Linked DNA regions of Homo sapiens: region 2 is linked to region 1. The links are chromatin loops, found by intact Hi-C in ENCODE. Cell type or tissue: IMR-90. All regions are shown on one strand. Each heading gives the region's core, and the rest is flanking DNA. Links, peaks and the distances in the headings are about the cores only. Region 1 overlaps PLEKHG5 (pleckstrin homology and RhoGEF domain containing G5). Region 2 overlaps CAMTA1 (calmodulin binding transcription activator 1).

Region 1 (8,519 bases), core at 520-8,519:
GGTCCCAGCTGCTCCATAAATCCTTGTTTCATTTATGAATTAAGGCAGGAGAGAGGCGCTGAAGAGTTTCTGGCTGGTGAAAGCCCGATGAGAGATTTCCGAGATAGGCGTGGTGAGGATAGCAGAGAAAGTGACAGGAGGGAGGAGGAGGCCGGGAAGAATCTGAGTGTGTTTTTAATGTGGTCGTCATGTGTCTGGAGCCACACTGGGGGCATTACATGTGTATCTCATCCCATAAGATAAGGGCTGTTATTGTCCCTGTTTCACACAAGAGGAAAGTAAAACTCAGAGAGGTGAAATGACTTGTCTAAGGTCACACAGCCAGTGGATCTAGGACTTGAAGCCACTGTGTGTGGGGCTCTGGATCCCAGATTATTATTTATTTATTTATGTATTTATTTATGTTTTTTGCGATAGAGTCTCGCTCTGTTGCCCAGGCTGGAGAGCAGTGGCATGATCTTGGCTCACTGCAACCTCCGCCTCCTGGGTTCAGACAATTCTCCTGTTTCAGCCTCCCAAGTAACTGGGACTACAAGCACACGCCACCACACCCAGGTAATTTTTGGATTTTGAGTAGAGACGGGGTTTCACCTTGTTGGTCAGGCTGGTCTTGAACACCTGCCCTCAGGTGATCCACCCACATCGGCCTCACCAAGTGCTGGGATTACAGGCGTGAGCCACGGCACCCAGACTGGATCCCAGATTTTAACCCACATTCACGCCCTCTCATGGGTGTCTTAGGAGCGAGAGGCTGGCCTCAGGTCAGCCGGGATTACGGGGACAGGAGGAAATCTATCTCAGTTTGATGCAAGCCCTGTTGGTTCTTGTGTCCCTCCGTGTCTCCATCTGACAGGAAAGGGAACAGGGCACAGGACTGGCAGTCGGCAGGTGGCACTCCAAGCAGGCCCACGTGCTCAGGGAGGGGCTGATCTGCATGGAGCTGGGCCCCAGGCAGGTGGCTGGGGACAGGATGACCCAGATTCCTGAAGGCAGCCTTGAGCACCAGGTGCCCCCACTTCTACACCCTTCAGGAGTGATCTTCAACTGTGCTTGTGGGGCTTGAAGTGAGGGTGATGGGATTGATCCCTCAACCCCTGCAGCTCTTTCTGGTTTCTGTCTTAATCTATCGTAAAACAAAGTGCAAAAACTCCAGCCCGGGCCACACAGTGAGATCCTGCCTCTACAAAAAACAAACAAAATTAGCCGGGTGTGGTGGCGCTCTCTTGTAGTCCCAGCTACTTGGGAGGCTGAGGTGGGAAGATTGCTGGAGCCCAGGAGGTTGAGGCTGCAGTGAGCCATGATCACATTGCTGCACTCCAGCCTGGGCGACACAGTGAGACCCCGTCTCAGAAAAAAATTTAAAAACTACAGAGACCACTAAGCTGTCCTCAGCCAGGGCTCTACCCACACCCTCACCCTGAATCCACAGCGCACTGCTGAGAGAAACATCAGGCTTTGCAGCTTCTGGGAGCCCAAGCTTCAGGTGTCTCCTCATGAGAATGATCTGGGGAAGGGCCCTGCCCCACCTTGTCCCCTCTTCCTGGGAGCCCCCCGTCTGCGGGCTCCGCAGCCCTCTGGCCCTCTGTGAACCCAGCCAGCATGGCAGAGGCTCCCAGCTCCAATCCCTTCCAGGCCTCCTGAGATTTCCTAGTGCCAGCTGGGGCGGCAGACCTGCCCATGACCCAAGCCCTGGTCTCACCGCAGGTAGGGGGTGACAAGGAAGGAGCCGTGCTAGGTCGGAGGAGTTCTGGGAGGGTCTCTGGGACCCTTCCAGTCCAAGTCTGACTCTGTGCCACCATCTTGTTTTTAAATCAATCCAATATACAGACAGCAGATTTGATACCCTGATTCGCTCCTTACGGAAGAGTCAGTATTCAACAAATACGGACTGAGCCCTATGACGCACCCCACCCTGGATCCCTTGAAAGCCTCGAGATCAGTTTCCCTGCTGTGATGGTCTGGGTGGCCACTACCATCACTGAGGCTGCTCGACTCCTCCAGCTGCTGCCAGGGGCTGGTGCCCAGGCCCGGCTGACCTCATCTGCTTCCCTCCTCTCAGCAGTCCCCAGGCTCAGGGGCACTGGGGGCACAGTGAGGCTCAGCCCCAGGATCTGAACCAGGTGGTTTCCGACTTCGTCGAGCAGATCTGGTTGACGATGAAGTTCTGGAAGCCCCCCGGGAGAACCATGAGCCCAACTGAGAAGCTGGGGTGGGCAGAGCTCCCTGGTGCAGTTTCTGCTCCCCGTTCTGCCTCACGTCCCACCCCCAAACCCCAGAGTCTCCCCAGCTCCCTCCAGAGGCAGGACTCCCCCAGCACTAGGGCGGAATGGCCCCTTCTTGAAGCCAGACTCCAGCCCCTTCTCTCAGACCCAACTGCCCCTCCCTCACCTGCCTGCCTGCCCACCATGTCCTGCCTCTGTCCTGCAGGAGGGACACCAGGGTCCGGGGGGGAATGTTCCCAGGTCTCAACCCAAGGGAGGAGAGAGCCCACCCATGGGAACAGCCAGCTCCCACCCCCTCTAACGCCAGGCAGCCAAAATAACAGAGGGGGGCCCTTTGGGGAATACACGCATGTGAGGATGGGGACAGAGAACCAGGCGTCCACCCTCACACAAGGGCTGGGGCCAGAGGCACAAGGAGAAACAGAGGCCTCTGGGGTAGGAGGAGGCTGTGGGCAGGGCCAGGGCAGAGGAAGGAAAGGAGAGGGGCGGCCCAGCATAGGGCCCGGGACCCACAGGTGTGTCCGGAGCTGGCCCCAGACACAAAGCGCCAAGAATTGGCGGGGACATCTCAGCCGGCGGGGACACACCCCGGAGTCCGAGGTCCCCGTCACCAGGGTGCAGCTGCCCAGGTAGGGGGCTCGGCCGCCATGGGCCGCATCCTTCCCCTGGGGGCCGCGGGGCCCATAGTCACGGGCACCCCCTCCCTGGCCTCCCGCACAGGACTGGGCGGCTGCAGGCGAGAACTGGGCACCCAGCCCCGTTCCCGCCCCGTCCCGGCCCCGTACCTGGCTATCACCGTCGCGGGCACGACCCCCGGCCCAGGAGGGCTCCGAGTCCCGGAGGGGCAGCCCCGGGCCCGGCCTGGAGGCTGCTAGGCGTCCGGAGACACCGGGTCCTGTCCCCATGGCGGCCGGAGGAAGCCGCGGTCTGCGCCGCCCGCCGGACAAAGCGCGGAGCCCCGCTTCCTGCCATTGTGCGGCCGCGCCCGCCCCCGCCGAGCGCGGGGACCCCGGGGAGGGCCGGGCCCGGAACAGCCCCCAGCCCCCCAGGAAGGCGGACACCTCCCTCCCGCCCGGGCCCTCGCCACCCAGCCCCGGGGATCCCCGCCTCCCCGCCCGGGAACCCCTACACCCCCGCCTCCGCCTGCCCGGGCGACCCCCCGCCTCCCCGCCTCTGCCCAGACCCGGGGACTCCACACCCCTACCTCTGCCCGGCCGGGGGACCCCCACAGCCCCGCCTCCGCCCAGTCCCCGGGACCCCCACCTTCCCACCTCTGCCTGGCCCGGGGTACCCCCACCTCTGCGCCTCTGCGCGGCCCCGGGCCCCTCTCTTCTCTGACTCCCTCCTCAACACCAATGCCGGGCTCAGAGGGCTCCTCAGAACTTGCTCTTTCTCCTGGGGAGCTCCTTGAATGCTGGAGGCAGGGGGCGCTGGTGACACCCCCCCCCACCTTGGAGACTGTGGAGCCCCTCCCCTGGGTGACTCGATCCCCGCCCAGCCCTGGGGGTGCCCACTCTGCTGTGGTCCCCACCTCACCCTCAGCGCCAACACGCACGGTCCCTCCCAGCCAGAAGGGTACCTTCCCTCCTCCCTTCCTCCTGGAGACCCCCACCCCCGCCTCGGAGCCTCAGCCCAGGGGACCCCTTCTTACTCCCAGCAAGGGAGCTCTTAGAATACAGGCACCAGAAGGGGGAGGCCAGGATGGGGCACACTCCCCTCAGGGTCCTTGGTCCGGCTCTCCATCTAGCCCCAGGGACACCCCTCTCTGCTCCAACACCAGCTTTGAGCCCCAGTCACACACCCACCCCAACCTCACAACCAGCTCTCATCTCAGCCCCTCCCATCAACCTGGAGACCCCTGCCCGAGAGCCTGAGCCCCAGGGACACCCCCTCACACCGACTGCTCACTGCCCAGGTACGGCAGAGGCCGAGAGCCAAAGGCCGGTGGCCTCTGGAAAGGGCCGTGGGCAGAAGGCGGGCTGCTCTGAGAGGCTATCCTTGGCAGCCCCCAGGAGCTGGGTGAGGTGGAGGCATCAGGAAACCCTGGCGACCCACATGGCACAGCAGCCCAGGTCCCTGCAGTTCTAGGCCAGGTCCCCACCGCCAGGGGGCACTCAGCAAAGCCTGAGAGGACGCAAACGCCCAGACTCTGGTGCTGGAGTCACCACTACACGGCTGTCAAAGCGCTTTTACACTGATTCCCAGGAAGGCAGGGCAGGCACCATTAGCCCCATTCACGGCGTGGGGGATAAAGTGACATAAAGAGACAAAAGTCTACAGGCAAGACTGAAACTCAGACTGTGGCTCTGGGATTCTGGGATGGCCTCCTTGGGACACTCCTCAGAACCCATGGGGGTGAGGTGGCCATGCTGTCTGTCATCAGCCCACCCACCCCTAATTGCTCCTCCTCCACCTGGTTCCATGGGGAAAGAGGGTGGGAAGGGGGCCAGGGTCCGTGAGATGGCTTTGGGAGGGCAGCAGCGTTTTATTAGAGGCTGGGAGACTTCCAGGGCTGTCTCCACTCCCAAAGCCCAGGTCACCCACTGTCTACACCACAGGCAGAGTTGTGTTTTTGTTTTTTGTTTGTTTGTTTTTGAGACGGAATCTTGCTCTGTCACTCACGTTGGAGTGCAGTGGCATGATCCCAGCTCACTACGACCTCCACCTCCCAGGTTCAAGTGATTCTTCTGCCTCAGCCTCCCCAGTAGCTGGGATTACAGGCGCCCGCCACTACACCCAGCTACTTTTTGTATTTTAGTAGAGATGGGGTTTCGCCATGTTGACCAGGCTGGTCACTAACTCCTGATCTCAAGTGATCCACCCCCACCTTGGCCTCCCAAAGTGCTGAGATTACAGGCATGAGCCACCACACCCGGCCAACAGGCAGAGTTTTGAAAACTAAAACTTCCCATCTTGCTTATAGTGAAATCCCACCATGGCCGGGCTCCCGCCTCCCTCCCAGCTGGTCCGCACAGGGTCCACCTGCCGGTCTTCCTTCTCTCCCTACAGCTCGCCAAGCTCAGGGCCTTCTCCTCTGTATTTTCTGTCTGGAATTCCACGCACCCTATCTTGAAACAGCTGACACCGGGCCCCAACTTAAATGTTACCTCTAAGACGTCCTTTTCCCTCATCTTAAAATAAACCACCCTTACCCTCCCACTCTCAATTCCTTTAAGTTAAATTATTTCCTTCTTAGTGTTTATTACTACCTGTAATTCATTTCTTTGTTCACTTTTTTATCATCATTCTTCCCTACCAGACTGTCCTCTCCAGAAGCCAGCGCCTTGGCCGTCTGCATCTCACTGTGTCCTCGGCACTTAGAACAGTCCTGGTGCACAGTAGGTGCGCTTGGTGGGGATGAGATCAGTGAACAGATGAAGGCAGAAGGGCCTTCATGCCACAGAAGGACATGGGGACAGGAAAGGGCTCGGCCAGGATATCCCTTCCTGTGGCCGACAGTCAACAGAGCCTTCCCCACTGCCAGACCGAAGGTCTCTTCCTCCTCCTAGTATCCATGACCTTGGGCCTGCTGGCCCTGGGCAGGTGAGTTCCTACTTCAAATCGGGTGGTCTTGCCCCAGACCTCCACCCCCATACTGTCCTGTAGGCAGATAACTGCATTTCACTGAGCATTCCATGTGCCACCCCATCGTGGGAGTTCCAGGCAGTGAATCCCATTCGCTCTTCTCAAAGACTCTTAGGAGGAGATACTGTTACAATCCCCATTTAACAGATAGAGAAACTAAGGCCTGTGTCAACTGACTTGCCCCAAAGTCACCAGCTGCTGCTACGTAGGGAAATGGGTGCCTCAGGCACAGGGCAGGCGTGGGGCCTGAAGACAGCTGAATGTTGGTTTGGGCAACAGGGCCCTGGAGATTGCCTTCCTGAAGACACGGCAGATCCCAAAGCCAGCTTGTGGGGAGCCCACCGGTGTGGGGTAACCAGGTTGCATCAAGTGGAGACCACCAGGGCTGGGTCAGGGCGGATCACCAGAGGTCACCTGAGTGCCTGGGCCCTGGCCATCCCTGAGTGAGGCTGCTGCCTGGGTACTCAGCAAGGGTGGGGGACTGTTCCTTAGGGGCAAGAGTGCAGAGCAGAAAGGAGCCCCCAGCCCCTGTACCAGGGCAGTGGGGTGGGCCTGGGCAGGCTCCTGCATTCCCACCTCCTCTCCACAGCAGGGAGCTGAAACAGCTCAGGGGCAGGCCCAAGAAGTCCTGGCCCCCAACTCCCTGGGGAGGGAGCCCCTCCCCAGCCCAGCCCCAGCTCCAGGCTTGTGAGTCAGGGCCGGCTTGTTGAAACTGATACCCAGAAACCAGATGCGGAGGCTGATGAATAATGGAGTCTCCAAGGCAGGACCCCCGCACCCGGCTGTTCTCCCTCAGTATCACCTCCCCCAGCCCCAGAAAAGCAGATGGGAAACCAGGGATCCCCCAGGCATCCCTGCCCCACAACGAGCTGGGGCCCCAGCCTGGTCTGGGTGGGAGAGGGACTTCCCTGTCCAGGAAAGGACGCAGGTCTGGGGCCAGCTCCAGGCTCTGCCGACAGCAGACGGGCCTGGAACCAGGAGTCCGAGCTCTCTGGCTGGAGGGATGTCCTTGCCAGGAATTCCCACCAAGGCTAAGCTCCCCTGGGAGCCTGCTAGTCCCAAGGCCCCACCCAACACCTTAGAAATCCAGGGGTGGAGACTGCATGCATGGGCAGGCCAGCCAGGGCGGGGTGGCTTTGCCAGGCGGCTCTCTACGCTCCACCCGGCCTACCCACCCTCCTTTCCCCTAGGCCCAGGCCTCACCCATCACCCCTTGGGTTCTGAGGCTCACCTGGAGTCAGAGCCTGACCTAAGGCCCTGCCCTGTGCCGGGCAGATGGCAGGGACACAGAAAACCTCTCCCCAGGCTAAGCCCACCGCACGGGCCCTGGAAGCCAGGAAGGCCCCTTCCTCCCCAGGGAGCGGTCCTGGCTAGTATGCCCAAGGCTGGGACCCAGTGCTAGAGAAAGAGGGAGGGGCTGCAGTCTGTGAACATCCCCTCCTGCCCAGCCTCTGCAGTTCCCAGCCCCAGACCCCAGCGTGTGTCTTCGGAGCACCTGGACTAGCAAGCCCTTCCCCGGTGCAACTTAGAAGCCTCCTTGGTAGGGAGCGGGGGAAAGAGGGCACCTGCCTGGGCTTCAGAAGACCTGGTCTGGAGCCTACGTTCCCCCACCCTTCCCCTACTGGGCCTCAATTTGCCCACCTGTGCCAAGAGGGCATAGAATTCAGTATCTGGGGATGGCTGCCAGGTCCTAGTGTGTGCCCGGACCCCGGCTAAAGGGCAGGAGAATGGTAAAATACCCCCGAGCTCCCTCAACTTGAGGAGTTACTAAGGAATCTGCAGGGGACCTCTTGGCCTCCATTTCCCAGACTTCCACCAAGGCAGGCCAGGGCCTCCCCGGATTCACGGGTCTCCCGCATCCCCCACCCCTAAGTGGGTGCCTGGGTCTGCTCAGACTGCCCGAGGCGCAGCCTCTGGCGCCCCCTGCCGGCCTCGAGAGGGCTTTTCCGCCTGGGACCGACTCCGGGACTGGCCAGATGGGGAGGATCGGCTGAGCCTCCCAGCCACGCCGCGCGCCCGGGCCCCTCCAGGATCCCCCTGCCCCGCCAATACCCCCCATACCGGGGCCAGGGTCCCATAGACTCCTCACGGCCCTATCTCCGAGCCGACCCACCCTAGAGACACTGTGATGGGGGCGGGAGCTTGAACCCATTCCACCCTCACGTAAATGGAGATACAGCTGGTGAGGACCCTGTACCCACCCACAGGCCTGGCACTACGTGGGAATCTCGAATCCGGGTTCTGTCCATCGGTTTAGGGGGGTCCTGGCGCCTAGTCCCACCCCCCGTCCGGAGCGCAGCTCCCACTTCCCCGCGACTCACCTAGGAACAGGACCAGGGTCTCCTCCCCGGTGTCTAAGGCTCTAAGGCTCGGGCCGAGACTGCCAAAGCCTCATGGGGCGCGCGGGGAGAGGGGGACGGGAGCCGCGGGACGGGCTCAGTCGACTCAGCGCAAACTGGGGCGCGGGACGTAGGGGAATTACGGTAGCCGCGCGGGCGCTACCACCTGGACCGGCCGGGATGTACCAACGGCGCCGCCCGGCTGGGACCGGGGAGAGGAGGGGTCCCAGGAAGGGCCCCGCGCCGGAGCCAGGGAGGTGGCTGGAGGCCGGGCGGTGGCTTGGGGTAATCCAGGATCCGGGCTCAGGGGAGGGGGTGGGGGGCGTCACTGTCCCCGAGGGGCCAGCCCTTTGCAGATCTCCAAAAAGTTCAA
Region 2 (9,080 bases), core at 541-8,540, 730 kb after region 1:
GGCCCAAAGATTTTAATTTTCATGAAGTCTACTTTACCCATTTTTCCTTTTATATGTTGTGCTTTAGGTGTTAAGTTTAAGAACCCTTTGCCTAGTCCTAGTTCCCAAATTTTCTCCTATGTTTTAAGCCCATTGTCCCTTCCAAGTTAGTTTTTGCAGGTGTGGAGAAGACTTTGGTGGAGACTTTTTCTTTCTTTCTTTTTTTTTTTTTTGCCTGTGGATGTCTGATCACTCTAACACCAATTGTTGAAAAGGCTATCTTTCAACAAAGCTATCTTGAATTAATTTTGGCATTTCTGTCAAAAATCAGTTGGGTGTATTTGTGCAGGTCTCTTTCTGGGTTCTCTATTCTATTGGTTTATGTGTCAATTCCTTTGCTAATACCACACAGTCTTGATAACTGTAGCTATATAATAAGCCTTCATCTGTATCCTGACATTCTTATTTGGAATATTTGTGTTTTCTCATTCTTTGATGAAGTTTAGCTTGTGATTATCCTATTTTTTAAAAAAAAGACCCGAAATTTTGGTTAATTTGACCCACCTCATTTATTTCTACATCTAACTTTATTTTCCCCTTTCTTATGGTTTTGCTGTTGTTCTTCTTCTAGCTTTTTGAGCTTAGAATTTTAAAATTTTAATTTTTCATTTTTACTAAAATAATGAAAAAGGCTATGAATATTCAGTCCGACCACTGTTTTAAATATGTCTCATAAATTCTGGTATGTAGTTTTTTGTTTGTTTGTTTTCTGAGATGGAGTCTCACTCTGTCGCCCAGGCTGGAGCGCAGTGGCGCGATCTCAGCCCACTGCAACCTCCGCCTTCCAGGTTCAAGCGATTTTCCCACCTCAGCCTCTCGAGTAGCTGGGACTACAGGCACACACCACCACACCTGGCTAATTTTTGTATATTTAGTAGAGACGGGGTTTCACCATGTTGGCCAGGCTGGTCTCAAACTCCTGACTTCAGGTGATCCTCCCACCTTGGCCCCCCAAAGTGCTGGGATTACAGGTGTGAGCCACCGTGCCTTACCTGGTATGTAGTGTTTTCATGATCACATGTACATTTTTGGAATTTCTATTGCTTTAATTTTGAAAAGATTTTTAACATTATTTTCCAGTTTTATTAGACTGTGATCAGAAAATATTTCTTTGTAATATTTCTATTTTATGAAATGCATTGATTATCACCTAACACGTGACCAACTTTTGTGAATATTCTATGTGTACTTAAGGAGAAGGTATAGTAGATTCCCCATCTACTAATAGGTAATTCAAGGAAAAAGTATGAAGTATGACTGTATTAGTCTGCTCTCACATTGCTATGAAGAACTACCTGAGACTGGGTCATTTATAAAGACAAGAAGTTTAATTGACTCATGGTTCCACAGGCTTTACAGGAAGCATGGCTGGGGAGACCTCAGGAAACTTACAATCATGGCAGAAGGCGAAGGGGAAGCCCGCGTGTCCTGCGTGGCTGGAGCAGGAGGAAGAGGGTGAAGGGGGAGGTCCTGCACTCTTCCAAACAACCAGATCTCCTGAGAACTCACTCACTATCACAAAAACAGCAAGGGGGAAATCCTCCCCCATGATTCAGTCACCTCCCCCAGGCTCTTCCTCCAACACTGGGGATTACAGTTTGACATGAGATTTGGGTGGGGACACACATGCAAACCACATCAGTGACAAATTGATTTGTCAAGGAAATTGATTATATTGTTTAGGGCTTCTGTGTCCTTACTTATTTTTTGTCTATCTGGTTTCTCTTGTACTGACAGCGGTGTGGTAAACACACTATTCTTAGTGTTTTCATCTATATTTCCTACAGTTTCTTTCTTTCATTTTCCTTCCTTCCTTCCTTTCTTTCTTTCGTTCTTTCACAGAACTGTCGCCCAGGCTGCAGTGCAGTGTTGAGTTCTCGGCTCACTGCAATCCCCGCTTCCTGGGTTCAAGCAATCCTTGTGCCTCAGCCTCCCGAATGGCTGAGACTACAGGCAGGTACCACCACGCCTGGCTAATTTTTGTGTTTTTAGTAGAGATAGGGTTTTGTCATGTTGGCCAGGCTGGTCTTGAACTCCTGACTTCAAGTGATCCACCATTCTTGGCCTCCCAAATTGCTGGGTGTGAGCCATCAAACCTGGCCTATATTTCCTACAATTTCCTCTCCTGTAAAAGTGGTTGTAGTCTTGTTTGGTGCACTAATACTCATTATGGTTATATTTTTATTGTGGAATGTGATTTTTAGCATTAGAAGGTGTCATAATGTTGTTTCTTAAATTATACTTATTCTACTTTGATATCAAGATTGCAATACTTGTTTTGTTATTTCCATTTGCCTCATATGTCTTTGCCATCCTTTTAGTTTTAGGCTTTCTGAATCTCTTTGATATGGTTCGGCTCTGTGTCTCCACCCAAATCTCACCTTGAATTGTAACAATCCCCATGTGTCAAGGGTGGGACCAGGTGGAGAAAATTAAATCATGGGGACAGTTTCCCCCATACTGTTTTCATGATAGTGAGTCCTCACGAGATCTGATCGTTTTATAAGGGGCTTCTCCCCCTTTGCTCGGCACTTCTCTCTCCTGTCGCCATGTGAAGAAGGAAGTGTTTGCATCCTCTTCTGCCATGATTGTAAGTTTCCTGAGGCCTCTCCAACCATGTGGAACTGTGAGCCAGTTGAACCTCTTTCCTTTTATAAATTACCCAGTCTCGGGCAGTTCTTTATAGCAGTGTGAGAACAAACTAATACACTCTTTTTAAAAGTATGCCTCTTATATATAACATATAGTTGGATCTTTCTTTTTAAGCCAAATTGAAAATTTTTTTATTTTCATAAGTAAACCCATTCACTTTTATTTATATGTCCAATATGTATAATATCTTATATAATAAATGCAATGTGTATTATGTTCTACTTGCTGTACTTGTCTTTCTACATGATGCATTTTCTATACTCATTTAATTTCTTTTTATATATAAGAAATTCTCATTTTTAGTCTAATGGGTACCTTTGTACTCATTACCTTTAAAAATCCCTTTAGTCTCTTACTAACTTTTACCATTTGGTCTTTCAGTTGTTAATGGAGTCTCTTGACTCCTACCTGTTGCTTATACAAGCATCACTGAGCTTATTCTGGTTTTGTCTTTCCTTTTTTTGTTTCCTATCATTTTGTAGTTGACAAAACATATATAATCTATGTATGATTCTCTTAACCTTAGTTACACACTTAATTTAGGTCCATAATTAAATATATTAAATGTTCCCCATAAGTTCCTTTGCCAAAGAGTCCCTAGTCATCTCCTGGTTGGATGAAGTTAATTTTCTAGAAGATTCCTTCAGAGGCGCCTGTGGGTACATCACTCAATTCTCCCATATTTTAAACTCTTATTCTGTACCTCTGATTTTTGAGGGTCTGCTTCGCTAGATATAAAATCTTTGAGTTTTATGAAACTGCTGCTCCATCCTTGCCCCACCTTCTAAGTTGTTTTTGAGAAGGCTGACAACTGTCTCTGTTGCCCTTATAGTAAGTTATTTGATCTTTTCATTTACAAGCGTTGAGGATATTTTTCAAATGCATCGTTGAGGTTTTTAATTCAGTTTGTAGTGTTATGACACAGTTCCTCCCCCTCCACCTTATGGTTGGGATTTTGGGGTAAGTGTCGTATTCTCATTTTAGTTTTTTTTCTTTCATAGTCTTCTACAGATGAAGACCACTTACATCGCCACATTGAGTGGTTCGTGTGATTTTTAGTTCAAGAGCTCCCTCTTCTGTCAGTGCAGCGAAGTGCAGTTTCTTTATGACTGGTTTTTGGGGGAGGGGCGGGAGGAGTTGAGGGTCCTTGGATGTATCATTATTTTTTGTTTTGCAGAATCCTAAATGCCCACATCTGGCTTCTCCCTCCCTCCCCTGCACATTTGCCAATGCTGCCCCTGCCTACCTTTAAATCACTTCCTTCTAGTCCATATTCTGGTCTATCTGGATTCATTTTTGGTATTTTCTTCCCTGTAGGATGTACTTTCTCTTTCTTCAGGTAATTGTAATTTATTCCTAAACTCTCCATGCTCGACGTCTGCCTTCATTGGCTTTTGGACCCATCTTATCCTCTTGCTCTTTATAAAAGTTCTGGGTGGGAACTCAAGAATTTGTTAATTTGATGTTTATAGTGTCTCTTTTTTCCAGTCGTGTGAAAGGTGTGTGGGATTTGTGTGGTTGTTTTTGTTCTTCTTGTTGATCTGTGTAGTTTTCAGAGGATGCGTTGGGAGATTTGAGTTTTTGTGGCTATCATTACCTTGGCGACCTGGAAGTCCCTTACGTGGCATTTTAGGAGACGTGTGCAGTTATATCAATTTCAAGTACAATTGTAACTCAAGCCTGTTATGAACACCATCTTTTCATGTTAATTGTACCATAAAAGAATCTTGAGGATATCTTTAAAAGGTCTGCTCTCTTACGAAGGTGAAGTGTCTCCCCTGTAAGCTTGTTTACACCGGCATCTGTTCAGCCAGCCCTTTTTCATAGACACTTCAGCCAAATACTGGCGTGTTTTCCGTTTCTGTGTTTACGGTTGGACTCAACGAGCCTTTTACTATTGTGGCATATGGGAGGGAGCGTTGCCATTCTGCTGCCAGGGGTGAGTGTGATCTGGTGGCTGTTACATTGTGTATATGCGAGTAGGTCTCTATCAAGAAGGGACCCGCCATGCTTACCTGGCACGGGAGATATACCAGGATCCTGAAGGTGGTACTCCCAGGGTGAGGCTTATCCATTGTGCGCCAGATGTGTTGACCCTTGTGATTTCCCCAAATGTGGGAAACTCACTGCATCATTTGTGGTAGTGGGGGACTGTGTCTGTGCTCTCTCCTGACATTTGAATTTTTTCTTAAAAAAAAAAAAAAAAAAAAAAAAAAAAAAGGAGACACACCATCTTCCATGGACTGAATATCTGTGTTTCTCCAGAATCCATGTGCTGAAGCCTTAACCCCAGTGTGATAGTCTTTGGAGATGGGGTCTTTGGGAGGGAATTAGGTTTAGGTGAAGTTGTGAGGGTGGGGCCCCATGATAGGATTAGTGCCCTTATAAGAAGAGGAAGAGGGGCCTGGTGTGGTGGCTCACACTTGTAATCCCAGCATTTTGGGCAGCTGAGGCAGGAGGATTGCTTGAAGTCAGGAGTTTGAGACCAGCCTGGGCAACACAGGGAGACCCCATCTCTACCAAAACAAAGAAAAAAGAAGAGGAAGATACTAGAGCTCTCTCCCTGCTTTGTGAGGACACAGTGAGAAGGTGGCCGTCTGTAGGCCAGGAAGGGAGCCCTCACCAAGAATGGAACTGGCTGGCATCTTGATCTCAGACTTCCCGTCTCCAGACCTGTGAGACATAAATGTCTGCTGTTTAAGCCACCCAGCCTCTGGTACTTTGTTACGGAAGCCTGAGCTAACTCAGATGTCAGCCAACCATATTTTTACAGCATTCTCATACAAAGCCCGAAACCATAGTCAGATTCAGCGCTGCGTGGCTTAGGGAATGCGCCACGCCTGACTCATTGCAGGGGGTCAAGAATGTTTGTGAGATGAATACATGGAGTATCTTTGTTCTGGAAATAGACCACCTATGAATTATTATAGTAGAGAAATCCCAGGCCTCCTCGAAGGACAGGGAAAACCTGTAAAGTGTCTGTACTTTGGGCCCAGAGGAATAATGGAAAGAGGCCAGGCACGCTGGGAAATTTCCATTTACAAACCCGCCTTCTGCTGGGTTGAGTCTCGCCTGCTGTGGGCTCAGGGATCCTGGCCTGGCCTATTTTTTCTCTGGGTGGATACCCCATTCCCGGGAGCGTTCAGATCCCTGAAGACAGCTTCTGTCTCCTCCGAGACCACTGCTGAGTCTTGTCACCTGGTGTTCCCACAGTGCCACCCTGTCTTCTCTTGTTCTCTGTGGGTTCCAGAAAAAGGGACCACCTCGGCTCTGTGGCTTTGGATCTCTCCAGAGGAGGGTTAAGGCCTCAGATAGCTTCTCCAATGGGACACAGCCAACATCTGAGCTGCATTTTCAAAATGAGAGCCAATCTTAGGCTGAGTCGGACAGGGAGAAAGGAATTGTGCTCGGGCACCCAGGTGGCACCTGCTGTCCCCTGACCTGGCACCACGGGCCCAACTTTGGGTTTTAACTTCCCACGAGTGCCTGGACATGGAGAAGAAGTGGTGGAGAGGATGAGGACATATGGGGAGCGATCTCCAGGGTCACTGAGGTCCTGTCTCCTGCCTCCCGCTCCCTAGGGCCCTCCAGCTGGGCCCAGGAGGTCTCCCTCCCACCTGGTTGTCAGTCAGCTTCTGCTGTGCCCTCACGGGGAATTCCTCCTAGAGCCCACCAGGTGGGAGAGCCAGGGCAGCAAGCACCGAAGGCCGGCACGGCACCAGCACAGATGAATGGCCCGGCTTTCTCAGAACCCATCCCCTGGAACGCTGGAGGCAGTGCAGGAAGGGCCGGGTTCTATGAGAGGACCTTAGGCAGCAGGAATACTCCATGACAGCAGAGATGCTGGGGCCTTTTCCCCAGAGCCTTATTCTTTTTTTTTTTTTTAATCTTTAGACAGAACTCTCATTCACAGCATTTAGTTACTTGTTCATTCATTCATCATTCATTCACTCAAGCACTTGATGGGTATTGCACTCTCCTACCTTGTGCCAGAGACTGTGTGAGACTCGGAGAGTTGGTAACACACCCAGAGTCTTGCCTTCGGGGGCTTTCACGAGCAGAGCCATTGCTCCGGCTTTTGGGTTTCCATAGTGTGCATTAGCCTTTGAAGGCCTCCAGGAAGTCCCTCCAGAATCAGACCTGTTCCATTGTGTTCACTGAGAATTCTGCAAATTTCTTTGGTGATGGGACTTGATTCTTCTTTATATGGTACCAGGCAGACCAGTGAATGCGTCGTGAAACACCTCTCCAGGCCCGTGGAATGGGGTGGGGAACGCTGGGGTCTCAGTGTGAGCCTGGCCTTTGGATTCAGACAGTGCTGAATTACAGTCTCAGCCCTGCTTCTTGCTGGCTGTGGGGCTGGGGCCACATGAACCGGCTAAGCTTTGGCTTTCTCAGAAATAGTTTGGGGATAATGATTCCTGCCTAGTGGGAAGATTAAATAAGATAAAGGAATGGCAAAGTTTTATCCCATGGTCAGGGAGGATGGTGACTGCCTTGTGCCATGGGTGACCCCTGCCTTCCTTCAGAGGGCATGTGCACAAGCTGGTGCATACACACACACACACACACACATACACACACACACACACACACAGGCTTCCTGTAGTCCTCGGTTGCCTGGGAGGCAGCAGTGACTCTGCCTTCTAGAAGTCGTCTGAACTGTCTGCTTTCCAAACAGGGGCGACAGGACTGTGACTCGAGGTGATGGGTTGCTGAACTGCTCTGCTGCCAGACACATTTTGCTGGCTTCTCATAATGTCACTGAGATCTGGGAAATGGACCAAGCACGATTTCCAGCTAAATGAAACACTTTGGGGCCATCAGCTAAATAGATGATGCTTTTGAGAAAACCCCATGAGCATTGTGTCAGACAGGCCGTGGGACCCTGCAAGCCTGTCTTTTTCTGTGCTCGTCTGGGTGATGAGACATCGCCCGGGCTGGTTCCATGAGCACCTCTGGCTGTGAGGACCTGCGTCTTCTGTCTCAATGCACCTGCGGGGAGGCTGAGATTTGATCCTCATGGAACATTCAATCCTTTCTGCATCTCGCTGTCTTCCTGCCCTCCTCTTTCTCCCTTCCTCTTGCCTGACTGTTGACTACAAAATAGGATATTATTTAGGAACGTGTCCTTGCCTCCCTCCCTGGCTCTACATCACCCCATGACATAGTGGCTGTGCTCAGGCGGAGAGTGAGTTATGTTTCTGTGGGCAGGAGTGGGTCATGAGTCCTGAGTCCTCCCTAGACAGCCCCAGCCCTTTCTCTTTGTTCCAAGGGGCCCAGCCACCATATTGATTGTTTCATCCCTCTGCACTGCCCAGAGCTGCCTCCTGGAGCACGCTCTCTTCTTTCCTGATGGCAACGGTCCCACCTGATGGCAATGGTCCCTGGGCCAGAGGATGCCCATTGGTCTTCATGGAGAGAGCTTGGGTCAGGCCCACTTGGTCTCCAATCCTGGCTTCGCCGCGTGCCAGCTCTGCAGTGGTGCCAGCTTATCCTGCTAAGCCTAGCTTCCTCTTCTACGTGGGTATATCTGCCTCAGGTGCAGCTGTGAGGATCCGGGGTGATGCTCATGAGGTGCCCGGCACCCTGTGTGGCACAGAAATGACCAGAAAATACCAACTCACCCAATGCCAAGTCTTCACTGTCCTTAAGATCTCAAACCTTTTTTTCTTGATCTTCTTCCCTTGATGACCAACGCTCTTGTTCCTCTCGCCCTTGCGGGCCACCCCCTCATACATCTTTCCTTGGGCCACAACTTAGGCCTTTGCCTTGCCTTTACTTACCTGTTGATCCACCCACCCACCCACCCACCCACCCATCCAACCATTCATTTCTTGCTTCATTCATCCAGTGATGTACTGAATGTTTCCTACATGTGTATGTCAGGCTAGGGTGAGCAAAGCAGATTCAGTGTCTCCCTACCCTAAACTTAGTGCAGGAGAGGATAGAGACAATGGAACAGGTGCATGTGCGTGTGAGTATGTGTATGTGTGATTGTGTGCGTATGTGTGTGAGTGTATGCATGCGTGTGTGTATGTGTGTGTGAGTGTGTGATGGGAGGTAGGTGCTAACAGGGAGAGTCTTGAGAAATGGATACTAGGGTCACCTAACAGGGTCCTGAGGGGTCAGGAAAGCTTCATAGAGGAAGTGACTCTTACCTCCTTGAGCAGATATAAGCAACCTGAGGCCAGGGGTTGTGCTTTCTAGGGCCTCAGAACACCAGCATCGTCAACAGGTGAGTGCCTGCCATTTATATGAGGCCCTGGGTTTGCAAAGAGGGATGAATATGCAACATAAATAGTAATGCAAAGGGACAGTTAATAAATACTTGTCCGATGAATTCATGGATGCATGTGCCATTGCCAGGCTTATATTTGCTAAGCAAT

The links. A loop is a pair of places that touch in the nucleus more often than their neighbours do. Peaks named below come from ENCODE experiments on the same cell type or tissue, not always from the same donor. Only the 100,000 strongest peaks of a DNase experiment are listed, where the experiment ranks them.
Region 2: it touches region 1 in a loop (20-fold over the local background); 9 of 110 quality-filtered maps call a loop at or near these places.

Annotation. Positions count from the first base shown.
Region 1 is chr1:6,482,317-6,490,835 of GRCh38, forward strand. The region is part of intron 1 of PLEKHG5 (pleckstrin homology and RhoGEF domain containing G5); the gene reads right to left. Among named protein-coding and RNA genes, the nearest start is that of PLEKHG5, 5.1 kb to the right of the region's middle. RefSeq lists silencers at 7,642-8,001, 8,412-8,501. In IMR-90, for the core only: CTCF peaks have their summits at 3,648, 4,341 (motif pointing right) and 7,728 (motif pointing left); DNase peaks (open chromatin) are centred at 4,345, 7,725 and 8,295; H3K4me3 peaks cover 1,232 bases; H3K27ac peaks cover 569 bases.
Region 2 is chr1:7,214,662-7,223,741 of GRCh38, forward strand. All of the region lies in intron 4 of CAMTA1 (calmodulin binding transcription activator 1), which reads left to right. It also overlaps the pseudogene RNU1-8P. Among named protein-coding and RNA genes, the nearest start is that of CAMTA1-IT1, 150 kb to the right of the region's middle. In IMR-90, for the core only: a CTCF peak has its summit at 3,775 (motif pointing left); DNase peaks (open chromatin) are centred at 3,740 and 5,510; H3K27ac peaks cover 274 bases.